Regions from separate parts of the Homo sapiens genome. Here region 1 is linked to region 2. A link is an interaction called in ENCODE POLR2A ChIA-PET data of the cell type or tissue named here. Cell type or tissue: PC-3. All regions are shown on one strand. Each heading gives the region's core, and the rest is flanking DNA. Links, peaks and the distances in the headings are about the cores only. Region 1 overlaps AHR (aryl hydrocarbon receptor). Region 2 has its middle 93 kb from the start of LINC02889.

Region 1 (5,393 bases), core at 59-5,058, 330 kb before region 2:
GTTTCACCCACTGAACTGACTAGAAAAACTTCACCATTGTTACAAAAAGTAACCCTAAGTTTCGGTAACTCCACTAGTTCATTCAGTGGATGGTGATGTGCCTAATAATATAACATTTTTATTACAATTGTGTAATCACATTCAAAGTCCTGTTAGCAAAAATTAACTTATGTTAAACAAAGTAAATCTATTAAAGCATGAGTCCTCCCCTAGCCCCAACTGAGGATCTTCATGTATATGTAAACCCAAACATAAAGACTCCTTATTCAGGTCATAGGAAAGCATTTTAATAATTGCTATTTAAGATGATTAAACACACCTCTTGGGTTTTCTACTAAGGGCCTAATGAAATCCCGTATTTCAGGTGAAATAGACAGATATGTACTGATTGACGTAACACTTGGCAAGTTGGTTTAAATTATGGGCCATTTTTATTTTTTTCCCAAAACATTTAGGCAAATTGTGTACATACCCTATGTCAGGGAAACAGAATAACAATAATATGAATGCAAAGCTGTAAAGCTATAATTATATGGAATATATATATTTTAAATTATCTGCAAATTGGTAACCCTTAAGAAGTTAAAATAAACTTACCTGTTTATATTGAATACCATTTGTAGATTGCTCTTTTAATAGGAAGACTCACATTCTCTATGATTTTCTTAGGATTGTGCTTATATGTTATCTTTTTATGAAGAAGATGACTAAAAACATTATAGATATGTGGAAATGGCTGTTTGATTATAACAATTGCATAATGACATCTGACTTTATATTGCAACCGACGGTTATCAGCCAATTACCACTACAGTGTGAAAGGTGTTACCAGAGGTTCTGTATACCATATGGCCTAAAACTTTTGAGGAGAAATATTTTCCTTTGCTTAACAAAGGCATATGAAGAAAATGTTACAAAAATTTTTATTAAAGGCCAGGTGCGGTGGCTCACGCCTGTGATCCCAGCACTTTGGGAGGCCAAGGCGGGCAGATCACGAGGTCAGGAGTTCAAGACCAGCCTGGCCAACATAGGGAAACCCCATCTCTACTAAAAATACAAAAAATTAGCTGGGTGTGGTGGCGGGTGCCTGTAATCCTAGATACCCAGGAGGCTGAGGCCCGAGAATCGCTTGAAGCCAGGAGGCAGTAGTTGCAGTGAGCAGAGATCACACCACTGCACTCCAGCCCGGGTGACAATGCGAGACTCCATCTGAAAAAAAAAAAAAATTTATTAAAAGTTTAAGACATCTTTCTAGGTTAGCTTCAATTTATTACTATTTTACAAGGAATAAAAATGAAACAATGTGAATAACTGTGTCTTTATTTACTTCACATGTTTATTTCATAAGTTTAAAATATATCTCTTGCTATTTAATACTGTATTGTTAAAATCTTGCAGCTTTGTTTTTCAGTGACAGGAGTTGAAATTTTATATAACAGTATTGCAGTTTCTCTGAAATAATAAGTGAGCTTAACAAAATTTTCAGATAGGTTGAGTGAATCTTTGTGACTAAAAGAATGATGATCTCTTTTATTTAATTAGCATATTAATTCCTTCTGTTAATTTATTGAGAGAAATCAATACAAGTAATAACCTTGGGTCTCCTGGTACTTGAGATCATTTGAGATATATAAAAATTGATGTGCATCTATCGTTTCTAGATTTTTATTTCTGATAATAACATTTGTCTAAAGAGATTTGATAACTGTACTTAAATTATCCTTCTGTCTTCTGGCATGTACACCAATGAGTTTATTGGAATGTGACTAAATTTGTTTCACTGTTTGAAAAAGTATGATGTTCTACAAAATAATATGAATGTGATCAATGGATAATCTTCCCTAGAAGCAGATATTTTCAGGATGAATCAGTGCAATGACGGATATATAGTGTTACTGCCAAGAGAATTTAAGAATATCCAATTTTGAATGTGTTAGTCATTAACTATTCAAGTTCTTATGGGTAGAATCACCATTGTTTATCCTAAGAGAATTGCCAGGTATTACATATCATATTTGCAGTCAAAAACCTGAGAGCCTGCTTGTGGTTAAAGGGACATGGATGGAGCCGGAGGCCATTATCCTTAGCAAGCTACCACAGGAACAGAAAAACCAAATACCACATGTTCTCCCTTATAAGTGAGAGCTAAATGATGAGAACACATGGACACACAGAGGGGAACAACACACACTGGGGCCGTTTAGAGGCTGCAGGGTGGGAGGAGGGAGAGAGGATCAGGAAAAATAACTGATAAGTACTAGGCTTAATACCTGGGTGATGAAATAATCTGTACAACAAACCCTCATGACACAAGTTTACCTATGTAACAAACCTGCACTTGTACCACTGAACTTAAAAGTAAAAAAATAGAACAAAACAGTCAGAACCATGCACCAATTTGGGATCGATAACACATAAAGGCAGCATATCATGTTATTTAAGTGAGTACGCTTTGGAGCCAGACTGAATTTATCTCCTGGATCAGCCATTTTCTGGCTATGTGACCTTGGGCAAGTTACTTTTAAAGGTATAGTCCTTGACCTCAGTTTCTTCTATTGTAAAACTGGAACATGGCACTTACCTCATTGGGTTTTTGGGAGAAGAAACCACTCAAATACATAAAAACATTTAGAAAAAGGAATACTAAATAATAGTTGTTATCTTTGTAGTCAAGTTCTTAGAAGTATAATATAGATCAAGAATCTTGAAGGTGGAAAGTAATTGGAGTGGAAAGAGAGACAGTCACTGTATTTCATTTATTTCATCTGATAATGAAGATATCGACTGGACTATATGTGAGCAGCATAAGCACTAGGGCAAAGACTTGTTAACTCTTAAATCCCAGTACTTAGCATACATATCTCCTCTTGGGTATGTAATAGTTTATTACGTGTTGAATAAATGAATCACTATTATTTATATAGCTCTTTATAGTTCTCAAAGCATGGTGATATAAATCTTTATTTGCTCATTTCTACAACCATATAACATTGTACCTTATTACACTGAGTGCTGGCTCTGTGCCAAGCATTGAGTTAGGTGGGATATCGTCATTATATCTACCTGATGAAGTGCCAGTTTTTGAAATAACACTGAAGCCTAAAAAGCAGTAAATAGCTTAACCAAAGCCACACAGCTAGTAATAGACAGAGACAGGAGTCCAGACCAAATCTGTCTGACTACACAGTACAATTCTTAAACTAAACCATACTGTGTTTCTCCTTACATGAAAAACAGGGTGTTAGAAGACATTAGCTGTGATCACATAGTAAAGAATAGATCAAGTACCAAATTGAACTCAAGGAGAAAATAGTGAGGGCTTGTAGAATTAAAATATATGATAATAATAAAGTGATCTATGATACTATTGTTATCCAAGAGGAGAATAAAGGTATTAGTTGATATTGGACTTGAATTATCCAGTAATAGGAAAAGAAACTATAACATCCAAACTAAAGAGTATGGGCTAATAAAAAATAATGGACCCAAAGTAGGCAAAACAGAGAGAAAAAGAAACATTATACATGTGAATGTGCTGTGAACAAATAGAAATAACACATATAAAATGATAAATTTAGGTATGTGTTCATAATGACATTAAATTTTAGTGGACTAAATTCACTGTATGCTTGCTTTACATGTGTATTATAGTTTAATTACATGTATATTTTATATATATAGTGTTTTCCTGTAAAAGTCTTAAAATGTTCTGTGACTTAAAATGTTAGCATCAGTGCTTGAAATGTCTTTGTACAAGAAGAGTTTTCTATTAATGTTCCCAGTTTAAGAATCTAATCAACATCTTTGCCTCCTGTTTCCCTCTAAAAAAAAGCAGTGTGATAGACTATAGTGAATGATGTCTAGTTTGTTTTTTAAAAAATATATACAATATATTTAAAAGAGAAAATCTGAAACATGAAGAAGATGAATTCCATATTCTACCAAAGTTATTCTGATTGAGCATTAAATTTAGCCATTTTTCCATAGACAAATCAAAAGGTATGAATAGATATTTCTTAGTCCAGGAGTGTATGTTTTGGCTGTGTTTGTGAAATGTGACAATTTTAACTATTTTGAAGAGAAGAATTTTCAGAGATAAAAGTAATAACCTTTATCTGATGGTCAATATTAAGTCATATTACTAATTTTAGAACTTCCTTTCCTTGTAGGCTCTGAATGGCTTTGTATTAGTTGTCACTACAGATGCTTTGGTCTTTTATGCTTCTTCTACTATACAAGATTATCTAGGGTTTCAGCAGGTAAGTATATATTATTTATATCATTTATATTATTATATCATTTACTTTTTATATATATTTAGGACACAGTTGGCCATTTGTATGTATAAAGTATCAATATATGCTGTAGAATACAGTATGTATTTGTAGCTAATAATTTTTTCTAATATTAATAATTTACTGCACTATAATTCCTTTAAACCTTTATGTGATTCATGGTTACTGTGTTTCTTCTTTCGCTTATCAAGAATCTTATATATAAGAAACTTTCAGGCACGTAGGGTCTAGGGGAGAAGATACAAAATTATTTGCTATCAAATAACTTATGGATAGCAGAGGATATATGACAACTATGAAATGAATGAGATGCTGTTAAAAAGTACAAGTAAAATCCTATGATTTATACCTTTAATTCTGATTTATTTGGATTATGGAAGTTACCCTAAATCAAATGGTATGTAAGCTGACCTAAATAATGTGTAACAGGTGGGTGGTCAAGAAAACATAGGAATATTGAAGTACTGTAAGCATTAGACTGGAAGTCATTGAAGGAAACAGACGTGTCTGACTTGTTTGATGTTATTGAATGAACAGTGAATAGATGGAATTATAAATATTTGATATATTGGAAGGGCAAGAACATCTTTTATGGTTTGAGAACAGATTGTAACATTTGAATGCTTGCTATTCTCATATATCTGGTTCTCAAATTGTACTGTGCACAAGAATCACCTGAAGACCTTGATAAAACTTGGTCATCCCTGTGAGCCCCATTGTCAGATATTCTGAATCAGTAGTTCACAGTGGGGCCCATGAATTTGCATTTCTATTAAGCTCACAAGGCTGCTGGTCTTAATAACAGTTATATAGACTAGAGCTTCAACTATATTATATACCCAGTGGAAACCACTGAAGGGTTTTGTTACAGGGGGTGTGTATATTTCAACTTGTGTTTCAGATGCAACTTTTGGAAATTGTGTAATGGTTGGCATCAAGATGATTTAATACTAGAAGATTAGGTTCCTAGGAAGATTTAAGTGTAGATGACTAAAGTAGTGGTATCTAGCTACTACTGCTACCACAAAGTCTAAACTCCTGATTTCTTGCATTCTAAAGAAAATACATTAATGTCCATAGAAAAGCCTGTTTGAAGCC
Region 2 (5,393 bases), core at 295-5,294:
CTGAATGTTTTTGCTGACCATTTAAACAATAAACCAGTTTGACCAAAGAAGTTATTATGCAGTTGCAGAGATAGATATTTTATGCCCTCTTCTGCAGGATAATTTTTTCTTAAGCAGAAAATGTATAAATAATCTGCAAATAAAATAATTTTCATTTAGACTACTTCCATACATGTTTGCCAAATCTATCCTGCTCCAATCCCCCAGCACTACTAGACCAAGTCTCATCTCTTTAGTCTGCATTACTGCCACAGCCCTGCCTCTGAACTTCTGCCTACCCTACCAAGAGAAAATGTTTTCACTGGCCGGGCACGGTGGCTCAAGCCTGTAATCCCAGCACTTTGGGAGGCTGAGGCCGGTGGATCATGACGTCAGGAGATCGAGACCATCCTGGCTAACAAGGTGAAACCCCCTCTCTACTAAAAATACAAAAAAATAATTAGCCTGGCATGGTGGCAGGCGCCTGTAGTCCCAGCTGCCCAGGAGGCTGAGGCAGGAGAATGGGATGAACCCGGGAGGCGGAGTTTGCAGTGAGCCGAAATCACGCCACTGCACTCCAGCCTGGGCGACAGAGCAAGACTCCATCTCAAAAAAAAAAAAAAAAAAGAAAATGTTTTCACTTTACTCCTGTAAATTGATACAACAAAAATGCTGTAATGGCTTCTGATTTCTTTCAACTTCAAGCCACTTCCAAGACCCCAGTCCACTTTGTACATTTTATATTCCATTATTTCCCACTATATATGGAAAACACATTGTCTTCCAGGTTTAGAAATCTCTTTTTAGGTCAATTAATATCAATATTCCCTTTAAGCTACTCAGATCTTGCCTTAAAAGAACTGCCTGGTCAGTAAGTCTCAACTCAATGCCACTAGAGCTTCCTCATACAAGTTATTCCCAGCAGCATTCCAGAAATCCATATTTGGAGCTCTAAGACACATTGTCTTACTAGCACAGAATTCTAGTTCCCATCTTAATCACTTCATTCATTTTGTCCTTTTCACCCGGAACGGTATGCCCCCCTACTTCACTCCCTATTCAGGTTCTAAGGAAATATTTGCCTTAAAGATTCACCTTAAGCTGTATCTGAAAGCTTTTATATACTTCAAGTGGTAAAGAGTTCTGCCCCCTCTTGTAATGGTCATATGACCATTACCAAATATCTGTTGATCAAACACAAAGCCTAAATCATAGAATAGTGAAATGAATAGTTTTAATCATCTTAATCAAATTAACGTGATTTCTCTATAGCTTCAATTAGTATCCAATGCCAGTCAATCAATATTCCTCCCCATTAGTATAACTCAGAGATTCTCAAAATTAGCTGCTTTTCAAAATCAACGATGAAGCTTATAGAAGAATGGATATCTGGACCCCTCCCTAAGACTGTGATTCAGGAATTCTGGAAAAAAATAATCTAGTTTCAAGTAGCTCCACAGGTGTTTCTGATATCCACCCGGGGCCAGGTCATAGTAGTTCCAGCTGAGTGCTTAGTAATTGACCCACAAGTGTGTCAGGCCATGAGGAGTCAAAGAAGCCATACTAACAACAAGAGATTTAGGGTGATCTGCAGATTAAACCACAAAGCAAAAAGTTTTCCTTTACATGCCAAATTCCGCAGCCCCTGCAGATCCAATAATTCATAATAATTTCTTTGTAGATACAGTTACAAACTGACAACTGGAGCCAGGGGTTCCCAGTTGTGACAGCACCCAGAATAATCTGGAAGCAAACATAGGTACACTGACCCACTGAACTGGAAACTCTGGGAATGGGAACTGGAGATCTACATTTTTCAAATCTCCAGGTGATTGCTTAAAGCAGAAAGGATTGGAAATCTCTTTTTAGGTCATTCCAAATTAGTACCTATATTCCCTCTAAGCTACTCAGATATTGTCTTTAAAGAACTGCCTGGTCAGTAAGTCTCAACCCAATTCCACTAGAGCTTCCTCATATGAGATCTTCCCAACAGCATTCCAGAAATCCACATTTGGAGCTCTAAGACATAAGGAAATGATAAAGGATTCCTATGAAAGAAGACAAAAACTTGGTTTGCGTTAGCTGATACTCTCATCTTTCCAATGGTCATCACAATAATTGCTTAACTAAGTCAGTGTTATGGCACGAGTGTTTGTATATTGTTCTAAAATCTTTCCATTGGCTGTGACTCTAGTGTATTAACCATTCTTCTTGCCTAGAGATAACCTAATATCTTTGCCATACAGAAGATGAAAAGCAGCTGAAACCTTTAGGCTTCTTTGTGTAAATATATTAGCTGGGGATTCATATCATGAACTATCCACTCTTTAAATACCCTTGGAAACTGTTTTGTCTCAATTGCAAAAATCACTATTATGAAGCATCACTTTTTATTATAACACAGTAGATAGTTTAATGTACAGCAACCAAGAAAAAAAAGGAATATGTTTGCCAGTTGGTATTTTGCCCTTATTATATAAAATTGGAAATGGAAAAGGCAGCCTTGATGAAAACACTGAAATTCCAGTAAGTAGGATTAGTCATACTTTTTGTGTTCCAGGGTTAGATTTCAAACGGCAAGTAAAAATTCCCTGAGCTACCAGTGGAGGCAAACACTCTCAAATTAAAATAAAAAGGACTACACATATTTACAAGAGCCAAAGCTAGAATGAGTAACGTTTGACATTTGGAAGGCTGGAATTGCAGCAAACAGCTCTCTCCCCGAGGAGAAACTTCTCACCAAATAGTTGGCTCATTGTGGTATCTAGCTTTCTTTGAAACAGCAAGCCTAAAATCTTCAGGGAGAAGGCAAATTAATGAAAACCACTTTGGCTTAACGCCTCACAGGCTGGGAACTGTTGTAATCAAGTCAAAAAGCACAGGCCAACTGAGTTTTAAATTATACACTGGTGGGAGAAACTGGAAAGACATCAATGATAACAGATTGTTTACAGGCCTGGGGCCCCTCTTGTAGCCTCACTCACTCAGTGAGTGTCTTGGGGCTTTTCACTTCCACCATTAATAAGATCTCTTTGCTTGGGAGGTAACACTTGGACATCCTTTGTTTTGTACATTAGGATAGCAGCCATATTAACAGCAGCAACATTTTTTCAACATAAACATAACAGCAAATAGGTAATAGGATGAGTCAAGGATCAAAACATGTGCACTGTCGGCCAGACACAGTAGCTCATGCCTGTAATCCCAGCACTTTGGGAGGCTGAGGTGAGCCGATCACGAGATCAGGATATCGAGACCATCCTGGCCAACATGGTGAAACTTCGTCTCTACTAAAAGTACAAAAATTAGCTGGACGTGGTGGTGGGCTCCTATAGTCCCAGCTACTCAGGAGGCTGAGGCAGGAGAATCGCTTGAACCCAGGAGGCAGAGGTTGCATTGCAGTGAGCTGAGATCGCGCCACTGTACTGCAGCCGGGCAACAGAGCGAGACTCCATCTAAAAAAAAAAAAGTGCACTGTCACCCACATAATTCACAGGGACAAAGAGACAGAGAGGCAGAGGGAGAAATAGGGCAGACTTTCAGAAGTCCTAAACATGAACTAAAATACTAAGGTTTATACATATTCTTTATATCTCATAATCTTTCAGAGTATGTAATCTTACTTTGATTATGTAACCATAATCTTTCAGAGCAGTGGAGTATAAAATAACTGTTGCAGATTATTAACTTTCTTTAAATGCCAATGGCAAAAGTTAGCGTTTACGAGTTTTTCTTCCAAACCATCTATGCACCTCAAATAATCTCTTTGGAAGCCATAACATCTCTTTACAGCTCACGTAGGAAATTCAACTTCTCCTAAACCCCTCCCATTCAGATGAGCGCTGGGTAAAAGCTCCTAGGAGGCCTTTGGCTAGGTCAGCTGCCTTGCCCTATTCTGCTCAGCTGGGTGGTGTTTGTGTCTTTCCACAAAATGGATAAAGACAAGAACCGATTGCCCACCCTATCTAACAGTCTCACAGCTTCAAGGAGTTTCCTGATGGCCCACTGCTCCTAACATGTTTCTCCTACCAAGTCAGTCTATGACAGTAGTTCAGCAAAGACCCTTTTATTACTTTATTGTGGCTGCTGTAACAAAGTATCACAAAATGGGTGGCTTAGACAACAGAAATTCATTGTATCACAGCGCTGTGGAGGCTAGAAGTCAGAGATAAGGCATTGGCGGAGTTAGTTCCTTCTGAGGGCTGTGAGAGAAGGATCTGTTGCAGTCCTCTCTCCCTGGCTTGGAGACAGTCATCTTCTCCTGGTGTCTCTTCACATTGCCTTTCCTCTATGCATATCTCTTTGTTCAAATTTCCCCCTGTTGATCAGACACCAGTCGTGACGGATTAGGGCCAGTCCTAATGACCCCATTTTAATTTGATTACCTCTGTAAAGACTTTGCCTTGAAATAAGGTCACATTTTGAAGGACTAGGGGTTAGGATTTCCATATATAAACTTCAGGGGTACCAAATTCAGGCCATAACAACCATCTATTCATTCTTATATGGTGAACACTGCTGACAACATTAAGGTCAATTTGCACTCTGAGAAGCAAGGATGCCAAACCCACTGGGCCATGTGTCAGCTCATGAATAGTTTGCAAGAAGCTACTATAATTCTCACAAACTAGTATCCTGTGATGCTAAGTGAAATTCATTACAATCAGGTCACCTATAAAACACTTTTCTTCTAAATGTATGTGTGGTTTACTGTACGATAATATGAAAGAGTCAAACTAAAACCACACCTGGTAATAATCTGTGAATACAGCAACTTTGGCTTTTTCTTCAATCATCCTCTGCCGAGGTATTTATCCAGTTTCATTCTCCATTTCATGCATTTAACAATGAGACAATAATATAGCCTTATCCACCCTGTATCATAGGTCATCAAATCCTCTGTCTTTCCTAGCCACCACAACCACAAATTCAACAACCAATAATATGCCTATGTCCTTAGTAACACTGTTTTCCTTAAAAAGAATTCCACCACCATCCTGCTAAAAGATCCCCAACCCAGTTCACAAAGGTTGTGTCACTGTGCTTCATCACCCTGATGACAATAAGGTTGAAATCTCCTCTTATAAACCCCTTGTCTTGAGGCATAACTCAATTGATCCTATGAGGAACAGGGATATACTCTTTGAATAGACTGTAAACCCAATCACAGAAAGTGTCTTCCTCTCCAAAGAAACTAGTTTGACCTAAAAACCCAAAGCCCACATAGATAGACCTACCATGTTCTGTTAGAAAAATAAATTCAACGGAAGTGTTCTAAGATTGCCAGATGCACAGGATAAGACATCACTTAAAAAACAAAGGATCCATCATTGCCTGAGATCTCACTTTAAAGGTAGAATTGCCTTTACTTGAGTCTGCTTTCCTTAGCTAATCCAAAGTAGCCAAGGTATAAA

What was found. Peaks named below come from ENCODE experiments on the same cell type or tissue, not always from the same donor. Only the 100,000 strongest peaks of a DNase experiment are listed, where the experiment ranks them.
Region 1: POLR2A ChIA-PET joins it to region 2 with 6 read pairs; 2 of 35 experiments call an interaction of 5 or more read pairs at or near these places.

Annotation. Positions count from the first base shown.
Region 1 is chr7:17,323,590-17,328,982 of GRCh38, forward strand. AHR (aryl hydrocarbon receptor) reads left to right here. Exons shown (of 11, transcript NM_001621.5): 4 at 4,170-4,259. Among named protein-coding and RNA genes, the nearest start is that of AHR, 28 kb to the left of the region's middle. In PC-3, for the core only: no CTCF peak of the experiment used is centred there; DNase peaks (open chromatin) are centred at 1,982 and 3,022; H3K27ac peaks cover 2,372 bases.
Region 2 is chr7:17,649,443-17,654,835 of GRCh38, forward strand. No RefSeq gene overlaps it. Among named protein-coding and RNA genes, the nearest start is that of LINC02889, 93 kb to the left of the region's middle. In PC-3, for the core only: no CTCF peak of the experiment used is centred there; a DNase peak (open chromatin) is centred at 2,589; H3K27ac peaks cover 502 bases.